Linked DNA regions of Homo sapiens: region 2 is linked to region 1. The links are chromatin contacts, found by Hi-C in ENCODE. All regions are on one chromosome and are shown on one strand. The core of a region is the stretch at or near the end of the contact, and the rest is flanking DNA. Distances in the headings are between cores, read along the strand shown. Region 1 holds the start of KALRN (kalirin RhoGEF kinase). Region 2 overlaps KALRN (kalirin RhoGEF kinase).

Region 1 (5,552 bases), core at 1,776-4,275:
GTGGCAGGGGACAAAGTCTCACTGTGTCACCCAGGCTAAAGTGCAGTGGCACAATCTTGGCTCACTGCAACCTCTGCTTCCTGGGTTCAAGTGATTCTCATGCCTCAGCCACCAGAGTAGCTGGGATTGCAGGCAAACGCTACCATGTCCGGCTAATTTTTGTATTTTTAGTAGAGATGGGTTTTGCCCTGTTGGTCAGTCTGGTCTTGAACTCCTGGCCTCAGGTGATCCCCTGGCCTCAGCCTCACAAAGTGTTAGAATTATAGGCATGAGCCATGGTGCCCAGCCCATCCTTTGAATTCTTAGTAGCTCATGTGTTATTTAGAAGTGTGTTATTTACTTTCCAAATATTTGGGAGGTTTTTCTAGATTCTTTTTGTTATTGATTTCTAGTTTAATTCTATTGTGGTCAGAGAACATACTCTGATTTTTTTTTAAAAACCAACTTAGGTATAATTTATGTACCTCTTTGCATGATTTTAATCCTTTTAAATTTATTGAGATTTGTTTTATGGCTTAGTGTATGGTTTATCTTGACAAATGCTACCTGTGCATTTGAAAAAATGTGTATCTGCTGTTATGGAGTGGAATATTCTATAAATGTCAGTTAGGTTAGGTTGGTTGATAACATTGTTCAAGTCTTCCATATCTTTACTGATGATCTGTCTCCTTATTCTATTAATTACTGCATTTTACAGATATTAAATTATCTGACTATAATTATAAATTTTTATATTTCTCCTTGCAATCCTATCAGTTTTGCTTCATGTACTTTGAAGCTATCTTATTAGGTGCAAACACTCTTAGGATTGTTACGTCTGCTTGATGAATTGAAATGTTCCTCTTTATCCCTGGTAATATTCTTTGCTTTGAAGTCTTCTTTGATATTAATATAGCCATGAACACTTAACATTTTAATAGAAGTTGCCAAATTTCCTCTCAAAAAAAGTTTGTGTCATTACATAAGGTGTTCCCCCTTTCTTGTCTATATCTTGAGATTTTGATATGACCCTTCCTCTAAACATGTAATGTTTCTTCTGAATTGTGATGAGCTAATGCCTTGCCAGGCCACTGGTTCTTTAGCTGCACAATGGTGGCAATTAATTAATAGCAGCTCTGCCATCACATATGTGTGTGCGGGGGTAGGGGAGCAGACCAGGGGTTAGGCAAAGGATTAAGGGGAAGGAAGATTTTGAAAAGACAAATGAGAAGTATTTTCATTGTCAGAAAAGGCATAGGCAAAGGGGCATCTTAAGCCAGTTCAAGATACTAGGGCCAGATGAATTAGATCTCAGGGCAGTGAACTTGTGATGTCAGAGTCACTACAGAGGTCTGATAGATGTACTCAAGGTTGGAGACAGGTCTGATAGGTGTATCCAAGGTTGGAAACAGGTACTTTTTTTTAATGGGTGAAAAAAAATTAGACTGTTTGTGTCAGTGAAGAACGTGATGCGTACAGGGAGCCAGAAAGTGTTCACTAAAAACTAATTTAATTCATTTTATTTGCTACAAGTTTACACAGTTGGTGGATCTGCATAGGCCCCAGTTGCCTTGGCCCCCAGAGAGAGGTGGAACCAAACAGGTTACTAGAGACAAACAGATCCAGGAGATTCTGTCTGATGGGTTGCAGTCATTAACTTCAGACCAGTACCTGGTTTTCCTATTAGGCGTGTTTTAACACATTAGGTCAGGCCACCACTTCTCCATCTGTCTGGATGAGGCAACAGCGAACAGCGCTCAGCAGACCTTATTAAGTACTCAGGTCTTAAAGACCCTCTGTTTGGTGGGCTCTGTAGTCACTAGAACCATAAACACACTACTGGCTAATTATTGTTTAATTATTGCTTAAAAACTGATGGGCACAATACAATCACCGCATTAATTACCCCATACAGCATCTGTTTTCTTTTTTGCAGCCATCCCCATTCCTCCCCAGCCCCTCTCCCCACTTTAATTGAAATTCAGCTTGCTGTAACACCTCCTTCCTCCTGGCCAACTGGATCTCTCCATTCACATGAGGGAGAACAAAACCGAGAAGGCCCCAGGGATTAGAGAGTTTTGACAGCTGTCCAAGAGGAGCGCGGAGATACGGGCCAAGTACGGAGGCAGGACAGAGACAAACGAGGGACAAGAGAGTGACGGAGGGAGGGAGAGATAGGCAGGGAGACATCACAGGAGCATTAAACTGGACAAAGAGTCACAGAGACAGGCGGAGATGTTTAAAGGGGCGCTGAAAAGGGGAAAAGGACGAGAAAAGATAAAAAGGAGAGAAACTGTGGCGAGCTGGTGAGGAAAATGTGAGAGGCTCAGGAGGGCAGGGAGACAGAAGAGAGCTCGTCAGGAAGGAGGGGAAGAAAGGCCGGCCTCTAGGGACAGGTCAGTCCAGCTTGGAGACCGATCTGAAGATCCAGAGAAGGCGGGCGGGCAGCCTGGTGGTCCCCTCACACACCTGGGAGTGGAGTGGACGGAGGAGGTGGCCGCGGGGCCGGGAGGAGCACCGGCGGCGCGAGCGGAGAAGCTGAGCGCGCAGCGCCCGGGCCGCAGAGCCCCCTGGACAAGCCTGGCGTGTGCCCTGCAGCCCCGGGCTCGCCCGGCGGCCCCGCCCCCTCCCTGGCCCGGGCTTTTCCTGCGGAGCTCAGGAAGCCGGCCTAGCACAGCCTCGAACAATAGCTCGGGACTCGGGCTCCGCTCCCCGGGAGGCCGGCGCGGGGCCGCTGGGACTGGGGGCGTAGGCGCCGCCGGGGGCCCGCAGCGAGCCCTCGGCCCCGGCCGGAGCTTCAATTCAGCTCGGCGCTCCCGGGGTCATTGTTGGCCGGGACTGAGGGAGCGGGAGCCGGGGGAGGAGCTGGGGAGGCGGCTGCTGCGGCGGCGGCGGCGGCGGGAGCCAGAGGGGGAGCTAGAGAGCGAGCGAGCGAAGGAGGGAGGTAGCGAGTGAGCGAGTGAGCGAGGGAGGGAGGAGGTAGGGAGACAGGGAGGGTGGGAGGGAGGAGGAAAAATAAAGAGGAGAGAGCGGAGCAGGGCTGAACAATAGAGACAGGCAGACGGGCGAGCAGGAGAGCCAGCTGCCGCTGCTGGGGGACAGCGGGCGCCCAGGCAGCCCGCACCCCGGCCCCGGGCCCCGGCCCCAGCCAGACAGCAGGCGGCCAGCGCCCTGGGGAAGGGGTACCATGGGGGAGCTGGCGGCAGGCACCCCCAGCCCGCCGCGCGCCTCCGCCTGAGGGAGGCTCAGCGTCCTCTGCCCCAGCCCCGCCGCCCAACGCCCGCCCTCGAAGCTCCGCGGCCGCCAGCTCTGCGGCCGCAGCAGCTGCGCCCCGCGCCCTCCGCCCACCGGGCGCCGAGCAGCCCTCGGCCCCAGGCTTCTTCGGCTCCCGGCTGCCCGCGGACGCCCTCCCACAGTCATGAACCCCCCTGAGGGAGCAGCGGAGGAAGGAGGAGCAGCAGACTCGGACGTGGACGCCTTTTTCCGGACAGGTAAGCCGGGCAGGGCGCGGGGGGCCAGGGCTGAAGGCTACTGCCTCGGACGCGGCGTCTCGGACAAGTTTGGGGAAGGAGGGCTGTTGCTGCCGCGTGCGTGTTGGGGGGCAGTGCCCCCTCGGCGTCGGGGCTGGAGTTGCCGAGATTCTGGTTGTTATGGCAGTGCTGGCTGCGTCTGGGGAGGGCGTGGGGGCTGGGAACTCCGCGCCCCTCCGCCTTCACCCCAGTTGCGGGAGTCTGTGTTGGGGAGGTGGGAGGCGGTCCCCTCGGACCGCCTTCTCCCAGAGCGCGGGGATGGGCGGTGTTGGCTCACTTTGCAGCGCGCCGCTCCGGCTACCGGCGTCCCGGCCCCTCCCTTGGCTCCCCCTCCCCTGTGCCTGTCAGCGGGGCTCCCGGCGGCCGCCCTGGGTCGGCACCCCTCCTCGCCGTCGGGGGCCCGGGGCCCTGATGTGCACAGAGGGGCGGCGGGGACCCGGAGCCGCGCCGGCTGCAGACTGACAGGAGTGGGGCGGAAGACATCGGTCTCGCCTGGTGCGTGTGGGGAGCTGGTCCCTCTGACTTGAGAGGCAGACCCAGCTGGGAGGGCGGTGGGCGCCTCGGACCTCCCCCTTGTCCTCCTCTTCAGTTCTGGGAACGGAGGAGCTATTCATAAGAATTACTCATTCCTGGAAGTGTGAGTTAGCGTCCCTCTCATACACACCCACTAAGTCTCTGCTTGCTGTGAGGTGTAGAGCCCTGAGATGTCTTTCTAGCTCTTTGCGCCCCTGCCATCGTCCAAGTCCCGGGTCCATTGCTCCTCCTGCTCCCTGGCTACACAGTCCCTCCCTAGAACCGGCACTGACCACCCTTATCTTCCACCACCTGTGGCCCTGTTTCTCTGATGGCCAGGGATTCCCCGTCTCCCTGTACCTGTGGCTTCCACCAGCTTCTGTGTGTAGCTCCCCATCTCCCCACATGTCTGAAACAGTTTTGTCTGGAATCTTTGTCCCAAGGAGTCCAGTAAGTTACCGGGGCCCCATGCATCTGCTCTCCCTTCTGGAAAGTTGGATTAGAGGACATGAACTGGTGGGGGTCAGGGGTCAGGTTAGCTCTGGAGGGTCTCTGCACATCCATCTGTTTCCTAACCCTGTTACCTTGCCCTGGAGGTCATCTCTAGGGAAGGGGGTGGGGTGCTTTGCGGGGGAGACTTGTGGCTTTGGAAGTCAAGACTTGATTGGCTCATATGTTCATTCTCTAGTTGATGTGCAGAGGAAAAAACTGGAGGACAGGAGCTGGTGCCAGGGTCTGGGGAAATCAGAGGGAGCCCTGTCATTCTATTCTGCTTCCCAGGTCTAAGCCTTCTTTCCTTTTCTTTCTTCCTCCTTCCTTCCCTCCTTCCTCTTCCGAGACATGGATTCTATTTTCTTTCTTCTCTCTCTCTCTCTCATACACACACAGCCCAGCACCCAAAAGCATGGATTCTAAAGAGGTGGAATCTAGGGAAAAGGTGGTTCTGGGGGCTAAGTGATATTCAGAAATACTCATTATGAGGCAGAGGAGGGGAGATATGGGAATTCATAACTGGGACTAGAAACAAATTGACCAGTCAATCAAAAACCCAGCTGACCCCCCTTGCCTCCCAACTGGGGCAAAAGTCTGCATTTTCTTAGCTCTGAGGGAAAAATCTTGAAGTGTGAGCCTTCCCACCTTCCCTTTCTGGACTCCACTTTTACCTTTTGGTGCCCACTCCTCTTTCCCCTTTCCTATCATCCAAACACTAGGTCCTGTTCATTTTCTGTTCCAGGCACCCGTAGCAGAGCTCAGTTCCTGGAGGCTTGCTTATTTCTGATAATAAATTCACACAGTGTTAATGGCCAATAATAGTCCAATGTGTTACTTTTCCCAGGGCCTTTCAAAACACAAGGTGTGGCACACATTATCTAACCCTGGCTCAAATCACAGAATAAATAGCAGACTGGGGTCAGTCTCCTGTGGGATTCCTATGTTGGGGATATTCTCCCTCCTCCTTGGGCAGCCCAGTGGCTGAGCTAAGTCTGATGTGCACTTAGTATCAGAGAAAGGTTAAGTCATTGGTGCATG
Region 2 (5,552 bases), core at 884-3,383, 530 kb after region 1:
GGTAGCTTTTTAACCCTCATCCACTTCCCACTGGGTAGATTTTTATATTTTAGTATTGGGGCAGGGGGGCGGTGATGTTATTGTTGTAAAATTTTCTTCATTTGAAAAAATGCTATTATGAGCATTTTCATGCTTAAAGTACAGCTGCATGTCACTTGTGTGGTGCATCTCATCTTTTTGCATTTGGAAGGGAATCATAGTCTGGTTTGAGGTGTTTCATGTTAAGGGACATTACCTAATTAAATGAAATCACTTTCTGATGGAGGAATTCCAGGCATTAGCAGCAGGTGCAGGGAGTGTTGAGGGGAGGAGAGAAAGACAGTTTTTGCACAGGAGTTGGCAGGACTTCACGGTGCCCTTGAAACTGTGCCAAGTAGATATGCTCCAGCTTTACATTTTTTGCCAGCCAGCTCTGGCCTCCTGTGAGGCTGTTCATATGTAGATGTTAATTCATGTGAACTTGGTGCCTAAGGCTGGCTAAGAGTTGTGGAGGAATCAGATGATCAGATGGAAGAAGTTGCAGGGCAGGCAGCCAGGGGAGGAAGAGGAGGTCGGACTTATCTGATGGGCGCTCTTGGGCACAGCTCCCCCTCTGTCAAGAGTATCAGATCCAAGTGCTCTGCAAGGCAGTGTCAGAAGTCAGTATTCACAGTTAGAAGGCTCAGTTGGCAAGTATTGAGGGCAGGTATCAGATTCTGGGGTAAGGGGGCTTCTTCACATGGAAGCTTCCTGGAAAGCAATGCGGAATGAAGAGGCAAGAGTGAATCCTCATTTTGCATAAGGGATTCCTCGGTCCCACCATGTCTTTGTTTTTATCATAACAGGAAAAGTATGTGCTGATTTGAGGGAGGTCTGAGTCACCTTCCCTAGTGAGCCTCAGGGTCAGTTCTTCTAGTTAGGGCAAAACTCCATGAAGATTACTTTAAAAAAAAGGATTCACTTACATAATAATGTATATGCATATATACAGTTGATACAGTCTGTTACCAAACAACATGCCATCAAAATTGATGTTTAAAATTTCTTCTGTACTCCTTTCCTCCCAAATTTAAATAATAATTCACTAATACCGCCAGAATTTTTTTTTTTCTTTGAGAGGGAGTCTCACTGTGACTCCCAGGCTGGAGTGCAATGGCATGATCTCGGCTCACTGCAACCTCTGCTTCCCAGGTTTGTGCAATTCTCCTGCCTCAGCCTCCTGAGTAGCTGGGAATACAGGTGTGCACCACCACACCTGGCTAATTTTTTGTATTTTTATTAGAAACAGGGTTTCAACATGTTGGCCAGGCTGGTCTGGAACTCCTGACCTCAAGTGATCCACCGCCCTCGGCCTCCCGAAATGCTGGGATTACAGTCACGAGCCACTGCGCCCAGCCCAGAACTTATTTTTTAGACAATCATTTAGCTCTCTCTGCTTAAGGCACTATCCTAGGTGCTTTAATACTATCTCATTTAATCTTCACAACAAGCTGTGAAGTAGATACTGTCATTATCCCCATTTGACAGATGAAGAAATTGAGACAAAGAGGTGAAGTAACTTGCTCCTGGTCACACAGTTGGTGAGGAGCTGCAGAGCCCATGCCCTAAACGAGGCTATGCTGCCTTGGAGAATGGAGCAGAGACACAGAGGTGCACAAATGGAAGCTCTGAAATGACAACAGGAGAATTCTTCAGGGGTCCTGTCCTCACTCTCTGGATGCCATTGGGAAACCATCACAGAATAACTGTGTCTTTTCCATAACATGAGGAAGCTCAAAGGGACAATCTAGCTCACACAGTTTATACAAGAAGGAGGTTCAGTTAATCCCCAAATATTAATCATGTAAAAATAGACCTAAATGAAAATGATCATTTCTGGTGAACGTGAGAACTTTGAAAATGCAGATGGAGTTACAAAGAGTGGTTACGAAATGTCCCTTATGTATGTAGCGGTCCATGCTGGAAAGAAGCCAGCACAGCTATCACTGTGGAGCTGGAGGAAAGTGAGGACAGGAGGAGCTCCTTCTGCCCCTCTGGGAAGCATTGCGGAGGGTGAAGGAGGCCGTGTCCACCCAGGGATTGGTCAGCAGGGGAACAGGCCCCACTGGGAATGGCCAGGACCCAGAAAGGAGAGAGACTGGGAAAGTAAGGACAAGGAGTTGGATGGTGACTCAGCAGCAGGCACTTGGAGGGAAGCCAGGCAGACAATTAGCATCAAGAAGGCTTAGCAGGCCTTAGGCAGGGTTCTAGGGAATTAGGCAGAGAAAATATCTGAGAGCTCCTGGGAAGGGGGCCAAGACTTAGGCATGAAAGGCCAGACAGGGACTCGCTGCTGGAGTGGGAGCATACAGTGAGGGGAGTAAGATGAGAGAAGATTCCAGAAGCAGGGGTACAAGATCAGAGAAGAATCAAAAACATAACCTGAATGCATGCCGAGATTCTGTGCTGCCTACTCAGCTCCCAGCATCTCCCTGAGTAGGAATAACTTTGGTCTTAGAATCTTACCCTACAGCATCCCTGGAGGAGAGGATGGGAGGGACTGTTGCAGGAGCAGCTCTGCCTGACCCCTCAAACCATTTCCCCAGCACCCTCCCTTGTTGGCCATTCTTTGGAATTCGCTTCTTGCCAGGGTAGGGACCTGGTGTAGTATATCTTTTTGATCAAGCCATTGAGGTGAAGTGAACCAGGATATTCATCATCTATTTGAACCATAATGGCTTTTGGGCTGTATCTAAAGCTTGAGCCCGGTTGTCTACAACGTGTGAGCATGGAAGAAATTGCCCATTGATCTTGTTTCCACTTCTTCCTTTGGCTGGACTAGGCAGCCTACAGGAGGCAAACACTGCCATCTAGTGGCGTATCTAGGCTTCTCGCCAGGAACTGTGTCTTGAATTGTAGAGAGACAGAAGCCTGATTTTTATCCTCTCCCGTCCAGCCCATGGGTCTGATTGTAACCCACCCTAGAGGGAAGTGGGTCTTGTATCTGGGTGCCATGCTGGGCTGTTTGCAACTAGAGCTTCAGGCCCCTTCTGCTCTAACAGTCTGCAAAAGGACTACACTCATCCCTGGATTCAACCATGTTGCCCTGAAAGGGCTGCAAGTTGCATCCCCAGCTATGTGTGAGCTTGGCCTCAAGAAGCAACCCTGAGCCCCTGGCGTGGTCGCAGAGGAGCAGCTCTACTGAGGTGCAGAAGCTCAGTGATAGAGAGTCTCTCAGTTAGAAAGAATTTCAGTCATCTAGGCCGGCATTCTACAGAGTCCATTAGCGAGGTGGAATCAAATTAGTGGGATGTCAACAGCAATAGAGAAAAACATAAAATAGAATGTCAGAGTGGAGCTTGTGTTTCAGTGATAAATCTATTCACATGTAGTGTTCCCTGGTCAAAATATGAAGTGTATTTCTTACAGAGCACTTTGGAATCTGAATCCCAGCACTTTGGGAGACTGAAGCGGGAGGATCAGTTGAGCCCAGGAGTTCAAGAAAAACATAGTGAGACCATGTCGCTACAAAAATAAAAATAAAAATTAGCTGAGTGTGGTGGTACACACCTGTACCACCTACTGGGTACACACCGGTCCCAGCTACTCAGCAGGCTGAGGTGGGAGGATCACTTGAGCCAGAGAGGTAGAAACTGCAGTGAGCCAAGATTGCACCACTGCATTCCAGCCTGGGTTTCAGAATGAGACCCTGTCTGGGGGCAGTGGAAGGCATTCCCAGGCCCTAACCCAGGCCTACTGAATCATGATGTGTGATTGAGGGGTGGAGCAAGAGAAGGAACTGCTAGGGAATCTCCATTTTATTAGCTCTCCACATGATTTTTATGTATACTCAATGCCTAACCACTGATATTGACATTTCTGAGCTTGAATTTCCTGATGTATGAGATGGAGATGATAGTACCACCTGGTTATTGTGAGGACCAAGTAGATAATTAATGCAAAGGTATTTTGCTAACTGTAAAAGTACTCTAGAGATTTGAGGTGTTTCCATCCCACAAAATCCTTCTCTCTGTGATGTTTTTAAGGAGGATAGCACCAGGAGAGTGGGGGAGTGAAGACTGCATTTAATGGGACCAGGAGAGTTAAATGGAAAAATATTTTCTTCTGTCTCCTTCCACCTTCTACCTTCTACCTTCTGTCCTGCAGATTTCCTGATCTGATCCCAATGGCAGTCCTATGGGGACGTGGTTAGCACAGACTCCCTGCCCTGTAACTGGTGGTGATGCATATTGCCAACATCAGTCTGATGCATTATTTTAACCGTTTCAAGCCCCCTCTGATATCGAAGTCCCTTTAGTGTAAATCTCTCACAGTCCTGAATGCTGAGCTTTTGGTCCTGGTGGGACTGTTAATTATCTACTCACTGTGGCGTTCACTGTGTATGCCACTGGGCAGAAGCTTCCCAGAATGTGTGTGAAATGGCTACACAACATATTTGGACAAGTGCACTAATATGGCCACTGGTGCAGAAAATTTGGGCCCTGAAGGCTTAAATCAGAGATGCACAGACTGAAGTCGAATTCCTGGAGGTGGTGCAAGGACTTTGCCTCCAAACTGCTTTTGGGGTGAACTTTAGAGGATAACAGGCTACCAAGCTGGGCCTCAGCCTCCTCATTCCTTCCGTTCCCTACCTGTCACTCTGCCTCTAAGTGCAGCTGCTCTTCCAAGAGGGAGACTGTACTTAGTTCTATGAGACAAACTAATAACCGAATGGATTCTCATGGAAATATGAAGCCAGAAGAAAGGGGGGAAGTGGGGCCAAATCCCCAAGGTGAAAAAGTGAGAAGTCTCAGCATTCAGCCAGTAGGGGTTGTTCCTGTCAACCCCTTTTATTGCTTCTGCCCCAGGATCAGTGAATTAGGAAGATGCCAGTGTGGAGACAAGCCAGCATGGAGCATGAGGGCTGGGCGTATGCTCCTAAGTAAGAAGTGGCCCGTCTTCCCTTCTGATTCTTCCTCCTGGTCCCCAGTGCCTGAGCCTTTGAGGCTATTCCCCTCCCAGACAGACATTGCTTTACTTCTGCCTTTGAATTGAAGCCCCATTCTTTTTGTAGTCCTCGTAGCCTCGATTTTAGGCTGATGGCTCCAGTAAGGGGTGGGGATGGGAGGTGTTGCAGGGGTTAGAAGGAAGGAAGGCTGTCTCTTCCATTATTCCCTATCATCTAGTGAGAATCTAATGGGAGGGGTGAGTTAGAATAGATGCCCATACAATAGGAGTCTGAGGGTGGTAGTCAGGGCAGGGACAGGGCACAGGGTAGAACCCTTGGAAGGAGTAAAGGGGCATATAGGGAAGGGGTTTAACGGCACAATTAGCTGAAGCTTGGCAAAGGAATAATGAGCTCTAACGAAGTAAGAGGAATTAGAATCAAAGCCCTGGTTCTGGGCAGGCTTCAGACTGTGGCTACAGCTAGAAAGCCTGAGTGATTGAATAGCACTGTGCTAATTACATTTTTTTCTTGTTTTCTTTCCTGTTCTCAACTCTCCTTTTCATCTTCTGCCATCTCTCTGCCCTAAACACCATTTTTCCTCTTTATTCCCCTTCTCTTCCTCCTTACCTCTGCTCTCACACATCCT

The links. A loop is a pair of places that touch in the nucleus more often than their neighbours do. Pooled maps may share reads with other maps.
Region 2: a map of endothelial cell of umbilical vein shows a loop between it and region 1 (5-fold over the local background). The contact joins the enhancer-like site here to the promoter of KALRN in region 1. A Hi-C loop is called at or near these places in 9 of 168 maps with a recorded cell type or tissue (PC-3, Right ventricle myocardium inferior, cardiac septum and 6 more) and 13 of 50 pooled maps.

Annotation. Positions count from the first base shown.
Region 1 is chr3:124,030,344-124,035,895 of GRCh38, forward strand. KALRN (kalirin RhoGEF kinase) reads left to right here and starts at 3,026. Exons shown (of 60, transcript NM_001388419.1): 1 at 3,026-3,470. The coding sequence starts at 3,398. RefSeq lists a silencer at 2,542-3,001.
Region 2 is chr3:124,557,203-124,562,754 of GRCh38, forward strand. All of the region lies in intron 33 of KALRN (kalirin RhoGEF kinase), which reads left to right. The region is part of intron 2 of LOC105374076 (a long non-coding RNA gene); the gene reads right to left. Among named protein-coding and RNA genes, the nearest start is that of UMPS, 170 kb to the right of the region's middle. Within about 2 kb of position 2,134, at least 20 of the 41 ENCODE cell types and tissues checked have a DNase peak (open chromatin) inside an H3K27ac peak, as active enhancers do; they include dorsolateral prefrontal cortex and endothelial cell of umbilical vein, where a contact is called at or near this core.